5 separate regions of the Homo sapiens genome follow, and all the other regions are linked to region 3. Evidence: chromatin contacts called from ENCODE Hi-C or POLR2A ChIA-PET data. All regions are on one chromosome and are shown on one strand. The core of a region is the stretch at or near the end of the contact, and the rest is flanking DNA. Distances in the headings are between cores, read along the strand shown.

Region 1 (2,700 bases), core at 86-2,585, 760 kb after region 3:
GGGGTGAGGGTGGGGTCATCAAGGAAAGTTATATGGGACTTTTTTCCCCAAGAAAGGGTCTTGCTCTGTCACCCACGCTGTACTGCAGTGGCGTGATCATAGCTCACTGCAGCCTTGACCTCCAGGGCTCAGGTGATCCTCCCACTCCAGCCTCCCAAGTAGCTGGGACTACAGGTGTTTGCCACCACGCCCAGCTAATTATATTTTTTGTAGAGACGGGGTCTCACTATGCTGCCTAGGCTGGTCTTGAATTTCTGGGCTCAAGAGTTCTGCCTGCCTTGGCCTCCCAAACTGCTAAGATTACAGGCGTGAGCTACCGCACCCGGCCCGTATTGGATTTTATTTATTTCCTTTTCTTGGTGCTCATCCTCCTTCACAACTTCAAGATGGGCATAAGATGTTTGACAACATGGTTCTTCATTAAGTCCAACTCCTTATCATAATAGGGCTTGGGAAATATTAAACACGAGGGCAATCGTGCTAACACAAAAATGGGCGCCCCCTAAACCTTGTTACTTGTTTGCTCACTTATAAGAAGAGCCAACTCAAAGGCTCAACTGAATTCTAGCACTAAGATTCCTTCCTTGCTGTAGAAGATCTGTACCTGGTCACTTCCATTAAAGTTACATAGGCGTTCCAAGAAGCCTCCTGCAATACAGTTGTGACTCAGCCGGTATGGGAGTAATGACGGTCCTGTGGTATTTCCTGCACCCCCAGAGTCCCAGAGTTTGTTAAGGACCGTGTAAGAGGACACCACGCTGGCTTTTCAGTGGGCGCGTCTCTCCTGGGGGCATCACCAGACAACCCCAGGCGGAAGTGGCGGTGGCCCATCCTCATGCAAACTGCAGTGTAAGAACTGGGGCCCGGGACTCCTCGCAAATGTGGGACACTGACATTCTGTGATGCTGTCCCAATGCCCTTTCAAAGCGCTCAGCCCCCAAATTCCCAACCAACAGCCATTTCAGGGAGGGGCTACCCAGGACCAGGCTTTTGATGAACCACGACTGTTCGGGGTGCCGTCTTGGGAGAGCCACGTCAGTCCCTCTGAGATTCCAAACGGCCGACAGCGGACACCTCGGGACCACATCCAAGCCTCGGGGACCTGTCAAGACGCCATCGACGGTCCTGGACCAAATCCCGCCCGGGAAGGGAAGGGTCGCGACCGGACCCTGGAGACCCACGGCTGCCTGGCGATCTGAGCCCACCCCGGCGCTGCCGTCCCGCCCCCACTTCCGATCGGTCGAAGGTCACGTGCCCTGACCCCGCCCCGCAGACGCGACTCCTCCAGCTGCGAGCGTCCCGGCTTTCCCTTCCGCCGGAAGTAGGGCGACTTTCCTTTTCCGGCTACGGGTCCCCAAGCGGAGCGGGAGGCCGGACCGGGGAGCCGAGCGGCGGCGTCGGCGGCGTCGGCGGCGGCGGCGACGGCGGCGGGGGCGGTAATGGCGGAGCTGGTGCAGGGGCAGAGCGCTCCTGTGGGGATGAAGGCCGAGGGCTTCGTGGATGCCCTGCACCGGGTCCGGCAGGTACGGGCGCAGCCGGCTGGCAGGAGCACGAGATCCCGAGGCGGGGCCTGGCGGGCGGGGAAGAGGGGTTCGGGCCTGGGGGGCGGGAGGCAGCCTGAACCGACGTCTCAGCCGGGCCGGGCCGTTCCGTGGAGTTCCTACAGCCGGGAGGAGCCGGGGGGATAAGGCGCCACTGCGAGGCCCAGGCCCGGCCTGTCGGGCGGGTCTCCCAGGTGCCTGAAGTCGCTGGGAAAGGGTTTGCTTAGAGCGTCTGGCCCCATCGTGCCCCAGCGGCCAGCCTGGACCCACAGTGTAGCTAGCGCGGGGTTCTGAACCTCGCGAGGGGAGGGGTCCGGGAAGCCCACGGGGAGGATCTGGGTGTAGACATAAAGCAGCTGTCTGACGCCCAGTAGCTTGTTAAAACTTGGGGAACATCGTCTTTAGACTTTCTGTTGAGTAGAAGGAACTCGAGGGCATCTTATATGTGAGGGTGCTCTTTGGAGAGGTGAGAGAGGGAGGTGTTACATGTGTGGGGGTGGTCCCCAAGATGTAGAAATTTCTCATGGCAAGCTTGCCTCTACTGGGGAGAATGATATGGCCTCATTCCGACATTGAAACTTTACTGTCTGACAATGTCGTGCATTTAATCAAAGTTAAATTAACTGGGTTTTAGAAGGCTCCAGGCTTCCCCAGAGAGTGAATATGGGACCTGCCAAAAATACTTACTGGCTTCTGGCATGGTACTTAGAACAGAACGTGTTCTTCATTTGTATCTAAAACTTACTTACAAGTCAGCCCTAACACTTCAGCTTCCTCGGTTAAGTGTCTTATGTCCTCCTCTCTTCTTATGTAATTGTAAGCGCACTGATACTTTAAAAGTTGGGCTATAACTAATTACTGCTTGATTCCTAACAGAAAGCCACAGGAGTCATTGTATTAGAAGAAGGTCTTCACTCGGGCGCTTGAAGATATGGTCTTTACATCTCTTTCCAGTATTCCAGGGGAGGGAACCCTACCTGTTTCCCTGATAACTGACTTTTCATGTTATATATTGATGCTCCTATAGACATTATATTGGATCCCAGAACTTTCCAAACCTGTGGTTCCACCTAAAATTTTATCTGATGAATTGTTACTTTACTGCCTAGCTGCCAACCAGTACAGTAGTGAGTATCCATCTTACTTAGACTTCAGATCC
Region 2 (2,700 bases), core at 118-2,617, 650 kb before region 3:
CGCACAGCTGCCCGTTGAGCGGCGGCGGCTGCTCCGAGGAGTCCGGCTGTCGGCTCACCAGCCCCGAGAAGCCGGAGCCAAAGATGGAGATCAAGTTTGAGATGTTGGACGCGTCCGGGGACGAGTCCGGGCAGAAGTCCTCGAAGCGGGCGCGCTTGCAGGGGGCGAACGGGGCGCCCCCGGGGGGCTCGGCCCCCAGCCCGCCCGCATCCTCCTCGTCGTCTTCCTCCTCCTCCTGGCCAGGGTAATACTTGCGCTTGCAGCCGGCGGCGGACGCCAGGCCCGGTCCCGGAGCGCCCTGGCCACAGCAGGGGCAGTGGGCGGAGGCGCAGCAGTCCTGGTGCAAGTAGCCGTTCTCCACCGTGGTCACCACGTGAGTGTCTAGGTCCAGCACGGTGGTCTGGCTGCTGCAGTGCAAGCCGAAGTCCGAAGGGGTAGGGTATGCGCCCCGGTAGAAGCCGGGGGAGGAGGCGGGGGCCGGGGAGGCGGGCGGAGAAGCGGCGGCGGCCGGAGGGGCGGCCCCTGGGGGCGCGGAGCAGGCGGCCGGGGCGCGAGGGTCCCGCGGGCAGAGCGCAGCGGGCGCGGGCGGCGGCAGCGGCAGCGGCAGCGGCGCAGGACCCGGCTGCAGAGGCTCCAAGGGCTGCCCGCGGTGGGGCGCGCCGTGCGGCGGCTGGAGCGCGGCGCACCCGGGCAGCTCCGAGAGCGCCCCCGCGCCGCCCGCGGGCGCTCCGGCCGCCGCCGCCGCCGCGCAGCCCCTGGGCGCCGGGTGCTGGTGCTGGTGCAGCTGCTGCTGGAGGTGCAGCTGGTGGAGCTGGTGGAGCTGGTGCAGCTGGTGCCGGGCGGCCGGCTCGCGCGCCTCCGCGTCCCCGCCGCCGCCAAGTTGGAGCGGGCCGAAGTCGGCCGCGCTGGCCGGCATGCCCGGCGCCGCGTACGCTAGGTGCTGGTGCTGGTGGTGGGGCGGCTGCTGCTGTTGCTGCTGCTGCTGGCGCCGGTAGAGCTCGGCGTAGCGCTCGCTCAGGTAGAGCTGGCGCGCGTTGCGGAGCACGTAGGACACCAGGAGGTTCTTGTGCAGCTTGATGCCGCCGCGCTGGGTTCGGGAGCTGTGGATCTTGCGCAGGGAGATGCTGATCAGGCTCTGGGCGTCCAGGGCGCACTCCATGCTCCCGCGGAGACGGCGGCGGAGCAGCCGCCGCCGCTGCTGCTGTTAACGCTTCTGCTGTTTCTGCCTCCAGCCGGCCGCCGGGGCGCGCCGGGCAGGGGTAACGGAGTCCGGGTCAGAGGTTCGGCTGCGCTCCGAAAGGAGCCGCCACCATGCGCCGCGCGCCACCCGCGGGCTCGCGCTCCCCAGACGGCGCCAAAGCAATGAGTCTCGGCCGGCCCCGGCCCCAGCTATTTAGCCGGGTGCCCGGGCCCCGCCCCACATGAGAAGAGCCAATAGGAGCTCTGAGAGTCTCCTGAGTGACAGGCGCAGCCCGCCCCGGGGCTACTCGGCTGGCCAATCAGACCAAGGCGGTTCCTTTGTGCTATTCAAATACCGAACGGACCCCGGGCCTCCAACGCCGCTGCTGCCTCGAATGTTCTCCTGGGGCTGCCGCGCCGCGCGGGACTCGGAGCCGCCGGGGCCGCAGTCTGCAGCATAGGTCGCCTGGCAGCGGCCACGTTGAAGCCCGCGGCTGCCCTCGCCTTAGGTCCCGGGAGCCGGGGGTCGGCTCACCTGAGTGCTGCGGCGACGGCTCCTCCCCTTTCCGCACGGCTGGGCCTCACCTGCGGCAGGTGCGCGCCGCTCATCGCTCCCCCAGCGGCGCGGCGCCTCCACCTGCGCACCTGTCGCCCCCCCGAGTGACCCGCGGGAGTCAAGGCCTCTCTACAGGAGGCTGGTGGAGCCGCCGGCTTGACACTGGGGAACATCAAAGGAGCGAGGTTTTGGGGGTACCCTCTACCGCAGAGAATGTAGGGCCTGACTCCTTGACTTTTTGGTCGAGGGGCCTCTGGGAATGCTTGCGGAAGGGAAGTCCTCCCCATTTGTCTGACAGGAAAAACCAAAACATCGTGAATTTTGACCTTCTCTGATGGAGAGAGTTCCGAGGCCAGGCATGACCCAGGGAGTGTGTGGACCTCGCGACCAGCTGAGGCTCAAAAGCGTCCTGGGAGCCGAAACGCTGAGTGCCCTAATCACCAGCTCTGTAACCTTTCCTTTCGTGCCTAACTAATAATAATGACAATAGGGACTATTATTATGGGCCTAATATGGGGCAGGCCCTTCCCAGCAACTCCCCAATGCCTCACTCTAACGTTTGTAGAGGAGGGGCCTGAGGCTCGGAGGAGTGGAGTGACTTGGGGAACCACACAGTTCCCAGGGGGCGGAGCTAGGAGCTGGGACAGGACCCTGCGCTCGAGACGGGAGGTGAATACCAAAGGCCCGGGGACTCACCGACTTAACTTCTGTTGACACAGCTTTCCTTCTTATCCTGAACCCTTCAGGTCCCAGCTGGGGACTGAGACAGTGGGAGAAGAGAGGGACAGGATTGCTGATTCCTGGGGGCGCTCTATCTGGACCAAGAGGCCTGAAGGGGGCTGGTTGCTGCTCCCAGGGGTTTCAAAGGTGCCTGGGGTGGGGGCTGCCCAGACAGCTCTGGAGGCTCTTGGAAATGGTCTGGAGGTTTGCCTGAGGAGGGTCCATGAGTGGATCCCTGAAGGATG
Region 3 (2,700 bases), core at 101-2,600:
AAGATGATTTTCTTTGCAAGATGCTGTCCAAAGAGGTTGTCGTCCAGATCCTTCTGCAGTGCTGGGAAAGACAAAGCCAATCAGGAGTGGGGAAGAAACAGCGGCAAAATGTAGCCACATTTACAGCCCATAAGAAAGCCAGCAAAGCCGTCTAGACGCCCTCCAAGCACCTTGCGAAACCTCAAGTACTGCGGTCTGTAAGCTCCTGGCCCAGAGGGGACGGCGGTCCAGGGAGCCCTCCCTTTGCTGGTCCTGCCTATTCTAAAGCCCTGGCCCGACTCCTTCCCGAAAAGCCCCTTGGTGCCACTGCCACTGCCACCAGTTTGCACCCCTAACCCCTGTGCTGCTCCTCCCACCCCAAGGCAGAGCCGGGAAAGGAAACAGTTTGGTCCCTCCTGGTCGGCTGCGGAAGAGTCCTCACCATCCTTCCTGTCTCCCGCTAGGCTAGAAAGGAGGCAGAACCCACTTCGGAGGGAGGTTACCACTGGTCCACCCCCAGCTTAGCGCAAAGTAGGCCAACCTGCAGCCTGGCTCCTCAGGTCTCCGACTTAAGTCTGGCACGTCTGTGGTCATGGCCGAGGAGCCAGGCCTCATCCTGCAGGCCGGCCGCTTGGCTTCCGGGGTCCGGCCCCCGCGGACTCAGCTCTGCCCAGGCCCGGCCCTCCTGGGATGTGACCCCTACCCCGGCCTGGCCCTAGTGCCATCCCCCAGCCCCAGCCCCAGCCCCAGCCCCCGCTCCTGAGCCCCAGCCCCCAAACTCCGCTCCAGCCCCAGTCCTAGCCCGGCCCTACTGCCATCCCCCAGCCTCCATCCACCATCCTCAATCCCCTAGCCCCAGCCAACCGCCCTGGTCTTAACCCAGCCCTAGTGCGATCCCCCAGCCCCACCCCCAGCCCCCGGGCCCCGCTCCATCCCCCAGCCCCAGCCCCAGCCCCAACCCGGCCCTAGTGCCATCGCCCAGCCCCAGCCCCCAGGCCCCGCTCCAGCCCTAGTCCTAGCCCGGCCCTGGTGCCATCCCCCGGCCTCCATCCTCCATTCTCCATGCCCTGGTCCTAGTTCAGCCCTAGTGCCATCGCCCAGCCCCAGCCCCAGCCCCAGCCTCCAGCCCCCGCCCCAGCCTACCCTCCCGGCTAAGGCTCCGCTTCTGCCCGCAGCACTCGGCGAAGAGGCAGTAGAGACGCGGGTAGATGTAGCCGGTGAGGACGCCGGCCAGGGCCAGTCCCAGGCTGATGGGCTCCACCGCCTGCACCACGGACGGCGCCAGCAGCAGCAGGCCCAGCACGGCCCGGCCCAGCTTCATGCCCGGACCCGCGCCACCCTGCTTGTTCTCGCGCCGACCGCGAACCGGTGCAGCCGCCAGACCCACGCTTCCGGTTCCTCCTCTCGCGGAGGCCATCTTTCTTCAGGGCAGCCCTCCTCCCGACGCCGGCGGCCGCCATCTTTGTTCGGTACAAAGCCCTGTTTTGCTTCCGGAAACTCGGTTCTGCTCCGCCCCTGTTGGCCACGTGTTTTTGTTTATGGACGTTATTTTTGCCAGGCATGGTGGCTCCTGCCTGTAATCCCAGCCCTTTGGGAGGCTGAGGCGGGCGGATCACCTGAGGTCAGGAGTTCGAGACCAGCCTGACCAACATGGTGAAACCACGTCTCTACTAAAAATATAAAATTAGCCGGGTGTGGTGGTAGGCACCTGTAGCCCTAGCTACTGGGGAGGCTGACACATGAGAATCGCTTGAACCCAGGAGGCGGAGATTGCAGTGAGCCGAGATCTCACCACTGCACTCCAGCCTGGGAGACAGAGCAAGACTGTGTCCCCTCCCCGCAAATAATAATAATAATAATAATAATAATAACGGACGTTATTTTTTAGAACAGATTTACAGAAAAATTGAGAAGATAGTAGAGAGTTCCCATGTGCCACCCATCCCTGCAATTTCCCCTATTACTAAAATCTTACATTATTAGTGTGCTACATTTGTTAAAATTAACGATGCACTGTTGTCATATTAACTAAAGTGTAGTTTATTCAGATTTCCTTCCTTTTACTTAATGCCTTTTTCTGCTGCAGGTTTCCATTCAGGATACCACATTATATTTCGTTGTCATGTCTTAGACTACTGTTAATGACAGTGTCTCAGCCTTTTATTTTTATTTTAGCTGGAGTGCAGTGGCATGATCTCAGCTCACTGCAACCTCTGCCTCCCAGGTTCAAGCGATTCTCCTGTCTCAGCCTCCTGAGCAGCTGGGATTACAGGCACACACCACCATGCCCGGCTAATTTTTGTATTTTTGGTAGAGACGGGGTTTCACCATGTTGGCCAGGATGGTCTTGATCTGACCTCATGATCTGCCCGTCTCAGCCTCCCAAAGTGCTGGGATTACAGGCGTGAGCCACCGCGCCTGGCCTCAGCTTTTTATTTTTGATGACCTTGATAGTTTTGAGGAGTACTGGCCAAATCTTTGGTGGGCTGGCCCTCTATTGGGATTTGATGTTTTTCTCAGGATTAGACAAGCGTTATGGCGTTTTGGAAGGAAGATCACAGAGGTAAAGTGCTATGCTCATCACATCCTACCAAGGAAGGGTTCTTACTGTTCAACGTTACTTACCACTGTTGGTGCTGACTTGATCACTTGACTGAAGTAGTGTTTGTCAGGTCCCCCCACCCCTCTTTTCTCTACTGTACTCTTTGGAAGGACGTCCCC
Region 4 (2,700 bases), core at 10-2,509, 550 kb before region 3:
CAGGCTGAAGTGCAGTGGTGCAATCTCGGCTCACTGCAACCTCCACCTCCCTGGCTCAGGTGATCCTCCCACCTCCACCTACCAAGTAGCTGGGACTACAGGCGCCTGCCACCATGCCCAACTAATTTTTGTATTTATTTATTTATTTTTGAGATGGAGTTTCGCTCTCGTTGCCCAGGCTGCAGTGCAAATGGCGCGATCTTGGCTCACTGCAATCTCCGCCTCCCAGGTTCAAGTGATTCTCCTGCCTCAGCCTCCCGAGTAGCTGGGATTACAGGCATGCGCCACCACGCCTGGCTAATTTTGTATTTTTAGTAGAGACAGGGTTTCTCCATGTTGGTCAGGTTGGTCTCAAATTTCCAACATCAGGTGATCCGCCCACCTCGGCCTCCCAAATTGCTGGGATTATAGGCATGAGCCACTGCGCCTGGCCTAATTTTTGTATTTTTAGTAGAGATGGGGTCTCACCATGTTGGCCAGGCTGGTCTTGAACTCTTGGCCTCAAGTGTTCCGACTGCCTCAGCCTCCCAAATTGCTGGGATTAGAGCCATGAGCCACCATGCTGGGCCCATATCATGAAACCACTTTTGACAGCATAATTTTAATGGTGGCACAGAGTCCGTTATCATTATTTATTTACCCAGTCCCGTGTGGATATGTAGGTTGCTTCTGACATTTGCGTTTGTATGTCATGCTCCAGTGAACATCCTGGTGATCAACTGGGTGGCCCCATCTGCAGATGCACTTGTGAAACCTACCTTGGTTTCCTGCCTGAGCCTCTCCTGTATCGGTGCTTAAAAGGGTGCCCTAACTCTGCAGAAACTATCAGTAGAAATGAGTGTAGGGGGCCAGGCGCGATGGCTCACGCCTGCAATCTCAGCACTTTGGGAAGCCAAGGTTGGTGGATCACTTGAGGTCAGGAGTTCGAGACCAGCCTGGCCAATATGGTGAAACCCCGCCTCGAATAAAAATACAAAAATTAGCTGGGCTTGATGGCGCGAGCCTGTAATCCCAGCTGCTTGGGAGGCTGAGGCAGGAGAATCACCTGAACCTGGGAGGCAGAGGTTGCAATGAGCTGAGATTGCACCATTGTACTCCAGCCTGGGTAACAGAGTGAGACTCTGTGTCAAAACAAAAAAACAGAAGAGTGTAGGGGGTGAAATGTACGTTCTTGGGCTAAGTTGTGTGAAAAGCCTGGATTTTCCAGATCTGATCTCCTTTTGCCCTGTGCCCCCTTTCCTGCTGATGTCTTGGCAGTGGGGAGAGGAGGGGTGACAAAACCGAAAGTCTCTCTTTTTTTTTTTTTGTAAAGTCGTCTCTTACAGGAAAATATGTGGTCCTTTCAAAGCCCTATCCCTTGTAAGGGTGGTTTCTCTGCACTCGGGGGGGTCTCCCTCCTGTTTCCTTTTGAAGATGGTGTCTGGCTGTGTGGAGAAGCTTGCATGGGCCAGGACAGGAGTCTCTTGCCCTACTTGCCATCACTGGACCTGCTCAGGAGGGGCGGGTCTGGTCTGCCCTGGTCTCCGGGAACCGCATCCACGTTCTCTGAGGCTGACTGGACTTCGCTTTGCCCTGAAAACTTCCAATTCACAGTCAATCTTCTTCCCATATGTTGTTTTTTTCTGTGGCTGCTCTAATAAAGTCCCACAAACCCGGTGGTTGAAAACCACAGAAATGTGTTCTCTCACAGTCCCAGAGGCCAGAAGTCTGAAATCAATGTGTGGGCAGTGCCGTGCCTCCTCTGAAACCTCTAGGGGAAGGTCCTTTCTTGCCTTTCCGGCTTTAGCCCCAGACTTACAAATGCATCTCTCCACTCTCTGCCTCCAATGTCACATGGCATTTTCCTCTTCTTCTAAGAACACCACTCATATTGGATTAGGCCCCACCTAATGACCTCTTCTTAATTATATCTGCAAGGACCTTTATTTCCAAATAAGGTCACATTCACAGGTACTGGGGGTTAGGGCCGCAGCATATCTTTTTTGGGGACACACTTCAACCCATAAGACCATCCCATTCAGTTCCTGGGCTTCCTCCACTCAGCTGCAGGGGTTGGGGGTCTCTGTGAGACTGTCCTCAGCCCCTCTGCCTGGGGACTGGGGACCCTCAGTCATTTCCATCTGCTGCAGCCTGGCCACACTGGGTGCAATGTCAGGCCTAAGGTGAGCCTCGCAGACCCCTTAGGATGCATCCTGGGGACATAGGCACCAGCTCTGATGTCCTCGGATCCCCCAAACCTATCTGAATCTTTCTACTGCCCCCAGACGCCTCACGCCTGACTTTCAGCCTCCCTTCCCCTCCTCCTGCCCTGAAAGGGGCTTCCAGTCCCCGCTGCTGTCTAGCAGGGACTCTCCTTTTGTCACAGTCCCCTTCTTCCCTAGTCAGGGATGCAGATGGTATCCACACGGCTCTTCATGGGACCAAACGCTTCATGGTTTAAGTTTTATGGTAGGGAGATGCTGGGGAGAGAGAAAATGTACTGAATTAGCAACAGGGGAGACACAGCAGGAAACATTTCCACAATTCTATGCCTGTTGAAATGATTTTGATGTTGAGCCCTATTTGCCTTGACCTTTTTTCTTGTTTTTTTTTTGAGATGAAGTCTTGCTCTGTTGCCCAGGCTGGAGTGCAGTGGTGTGATCTCAGTTCACTGCAACCTCCACCTCCCGGGTTCAAGCAATTCTCCTGCCTCAGCCTCCT
Region 5 (2,700 bases), core at 201-2,700, 870 kb after region 3:
TTTGGGGCCTCGATTTCCTCCTCCATAAACTGGTATCCACAATGCCAACCTTGTGAACGCTGTGAGAATGCGCGGGGTAAAGGCGACGTCTCTCCCTCCCGGGAAGAACTTGGATGGTGTCAGGCCTACACTCTCGCTCCGCCTAGGGCCGCTCGCTGGGCCTGGCTCCCCGGCTGCCGGGCTACGCGAGCTCAGAGGACACCATCGCCCTCTTATGGCCGCGGCAGGACTGGACCGAGGGGCTGGGCTCTAGTGCCTTCCTCCAGGCACGGCAGAGGGCGAGGGTCTGGCAGCCCGCTTACCCAGGGCCTCGGGGCACTAGCATTCATGTCATCGACTGCCTGGCAGGGCTGGCTTTCTTAAGTGTGGTCGTGAGACTTGCTTAAGTGGAAGAAATGCTGTCGCTTTGGAGATTTATAAAACAATTGGCTCGATGGATCTTTCTTCAGGAGGCGGACTTGGTTTACCGGCTTTACTGACCACAGCTGATGCCAATGATTTCATTTAATCGTCTTTAGAGTCCCTGTGCATGGGGAGTTACCATCCCCAATTAGTTTCTTGTGAATGCAGGGCAAGGAGAGGGAGAGGGTAGTGGGGGACGGGGAGAAGGGGCGAGGGGTACCCTCCTATTAAAACGGAGCCGCAGAAAAACCCACAGAGACATCCGTCTGTTCCCCGCTGAGTCCTTAGAACAGCGCCTGGCACACAGAGAGCGCTCAACTCGCTGTGTAACTAAATGCAAGCCAAGATCTTCGCATTGTGTGTGCTCTTCCCTTCCCTACCAAATATACCTGGCTTGCAAGGTTTGACCTGTTTTCTTAGACGATTTTTAACTTGTTTCCAAAAGAAATATTGGAGTAAATTAGCTTGTTCAAAGGAGTCCTTATGAAAGGACAGAACCAAGTGAGAAGTATCTGGAGCCCGGTTTGGGGTTATAGATGATGATGTTGAGCCAGCACCCACGGGGCGGCCGCAATGTAGAATCCTGGCGCTACTGGGAACCGTGTGGAAAGGGGCTCTTCTTTCTGTTCAAATAGTGTTTTCTGTAGATCCCATCTCTCCATCCTCCTGAGCTCTCTCTTACAAAATATCGGATTTCAGCAGCTTAGAATTGGACAGAAACTCAGAGGTCCGTTTCTCAATTATCTCTAACCCTGGTAAACAATAAATGGGATGATGAGTACAAGACAGTTTTGGTAAAAAGTCACACGCCACACAACGTGAGATTTTATTATTCCACGGGTGCTTCCTTGCCAATAGTAGACATGGCAGCTCGGCTCCCTTCCCTTCGGGTTCGCCTTATTGTTGCCAATTGTAAACATGGCCTCTAGGCCGTGAGTTCTCATTGGCAGCTGCTCTGAGTCCCCGCCCTTCCCCGCCCCTCCGAACGCGGCCTGGAGTTGTGGAGTCGGATATCGCAGCTCCCGACTGAGCTGCGCCTGCGCAACTCATTGGCGCCAAGATGGCGATGGAGATGAGGCTTCCAGTGGCTCGCAAGCCTCTTAGCGAGAGACTGGGCCGCGACACTAAGAAACATCTAGTGGTGCCGGGGGATACAATCACTACGGACACAGGATTCATGCGGTACGTGGGGACTTGGGGGAGTCGAGGCTTCAGAGAGCGGCTTCAGGGCTCTCTGCACGTGGTCCAGGCCTCGTATCCCTGTGTGTGTAACTCCCCGCGGGACCCAGGGCACTTCGTCTGAGCATCCTACACACCTCGCTTCCGAGCCTCGTGCTTCTTGCTCCCTGCATCTTGTGTGTCCCCGTCTGCATTTGTCTCAGCTCCCTGAAACCCTCCACTCCTGACCTCCGGTGGCTGTGACTTTTGGGTCTTCTGCCTGAAGTCCAAATCTTTGATCCTTCCTTGTGGGAGACCTGGAAAGCTGGGGAGGGTTAGGTGCAGGCTCTTTTCCAGTTTTCAGCTCTCTGAGGGGACGGTGGGCGTTCTTGGCTGCCTCCTCTTCAGTTTAGAATCCGTAATTGTTCGATCTTAGGGCAAACAGTTACATTGTGCTGCATGCACCCATTTATACACATTTTGAATCTAAGGGGTGTAGTGCAGTGTATTGTGGTTAAGAGGGAAGGCTCTTGAGTCAGACAGTTGGGGTTCCGGTCCTGCTACCATCACATCTTATTAGCGGCATTGCCTCTCCACGGTCAGTTTCCTCATCTGTAAGATAGTGATAATAACAGTATGATACGGTAATGAGGATTAAATGAGACAATTATGTAAGAAAAGAAGTAAAACCAGCCATTATATCATCATAGATAACACTAGTGTTTCAACCTTTATTATTATTATTTTTTTACTTGTATATGTACAAGGGGCACAGCATTCATAGCATTGCCCTTTAACCTGTTAGTTTAAGGTTAGTGGATACCAGGAAATTTTTTTTTCTTTTTTGAGACGGAGTCTGTCTTAGATCAGTCGTGCGATCTCGGCTCACTGCAACCTCTGCCTCCTGGGTTCAAGTGATTCTCCTGCCTCAGCCTCCTGAGTAGCTGGGATTACAGGTGCACGCCACCATGCCTAGCTAATTTTTGGTTTTTTTTTTTTTTAGTAGAGACAGGGTTTCACTGTGTTGGCCAGGCTGGTCTCGATCCCCTGACCTCAAGTGTGATCTGCCCGCCTCGGCCTCCCAAAGTGCTGGGATTACAGGCATGAGCCACCATGCCTGGCCCCTAGGAAATCTTAAGA

The links. Hi-C counts contacts between places; a loop is a spot of excess contacts on that map. ChIA-PET counts read pairs that join two places held with the same protein, here RNA polymerase II (POLR2A). Pooled maps may share reads with other maps.
Region 1: a loop to region 3 is called in a pooled map, with 7 times the contacts of the local background. The contact joins the promoter of FUBP3 here to the promoter of TOR1A in region 3. A Hi-C loop is called at or near these places in 2 of 37 single-sample maps with no recorded cell type and 10 of 50 pooled maps. POLR2A ChIA-PET finds 5 or more read pairs at or near these places in 1 of 52 experiments (T-cell).
Region 2: a pooled map shows a loop between it and region 3 (4-fold over the local background). The contact joins the promoter of IER5L here to the promoter of TOR1A in region 3. A Hi-C loop is called at or near these places in 4 of 50 pooled maps.
Region 4: a loop to region 3 is called in a pooled map, with 4 times the contacts of the local background. The contact joins the enhancer-like site here to the promoter of TOR1A in region 3. A Hi-C loop is called at or near these places in 1 of 50 pooled maps. POLR2A ChIA-PET finds 5 or more read pairs at or near these places in 3 of 52 experiments (B cell, K562 and T-cell).
Region 5: a loop to region 3 is called in a pooled map, with 7 times the contacts of the local background. The contact joins the promoter of EXOSC2 here to the promoter of TOR1A in region 3. A Hi-C loop is called at or near these places in 1 of 168 maps with a recorded cell type or tissue (gastrocnemius medialis), 2 of 37 single-sample maps with no recorded cell type and 10 of 50 pooled maps. POLR2A ChIA-PET finds 5 or more read pairs at or near these places in 1 of 52 experiments (GM12878).

The regions. Positions count from the first base shown.
Region 1 is chr9:130,578,242-130,580,941 of GRCh38, forward strand. It overlaps FUBP3 (far upstream element binding protein 3), which reads left to right and starts at 1,336. Exons shown (of 19, transcript NM_003934.2): 1 at 1,336-1,523. The coding sequence starts at 1,440. It overlaps LOC100272217 (a long non-coding RNA gene), which reads right to left and starts at 1,253. Exons shown (of 1, transcript NR_027440.1): 1 at 1-1,253. LOC124902286 (a long non-coding RNA gene) reads left to right here and starts at 1,599. Exons shown (of 2, transcript XR_007061818.1): 1 at 1,599-2,007; 2 at 2,418-2,700. RefSeq lists a silencer at 1,284-1,653.
Region 2 is chr9:129,176,894-129,179,593 of GRCh38, forward strand. It overlaps IER5L (immediate early response 5 like), which reads right to left and starts at 1,368. Exons shown (of 1, transcript NM_203434.3): 1 at 1-1,368. The coding sequence starts at 1,159. RefSeq lists silencers at 623-962, 1,193-1,572 and enhancers at 1,297-1,591, 1,329-2,252, 2,253-2,700.
Region 3 is chr9:129,822,786-129,825,485 of GRCh38, forward strand. It overlaps TOR1A (torsin family 1 member A), which reads right to left and starts at 1,351. Exons shown (of 5, transcript NM_000113.3): 1 at 1,123-1,351; 2 at 1-61. The coding sequence starts at 1,300. RefSeq lists a silencer at 736-825 and an enhancer at 1,236-1,545.
Region 4 is chr9:129,269,624-129,272,323 of GRCh38, forward strand. No RefSeq gene overlaps it. Among named protein-coding and RNA genes, the nearest start is that of LINC02975, 11 kb to the right of the region's middle. Within about 2 kb of position 1,260, at least 6 of the 41 ENCODE cell types and tissues checked have a DNase peak (open chromatin) inside an H3K27ac peak, as active enhancers do; they include B cell, where a contact is called at or near this core.
Region 5 is chr9:130,692,330-130,695,029 of GRCh38, forward strand. It overlaps EXOSC2 (exosome component 2), which reads left to right and starts at 1,451. Exons shown (of 9, transcript NM_014285.7): 1 at 1,451-1,584. The coding sequence starts at 1,463. RefSeq lists an enhancer at 1,514-1,703.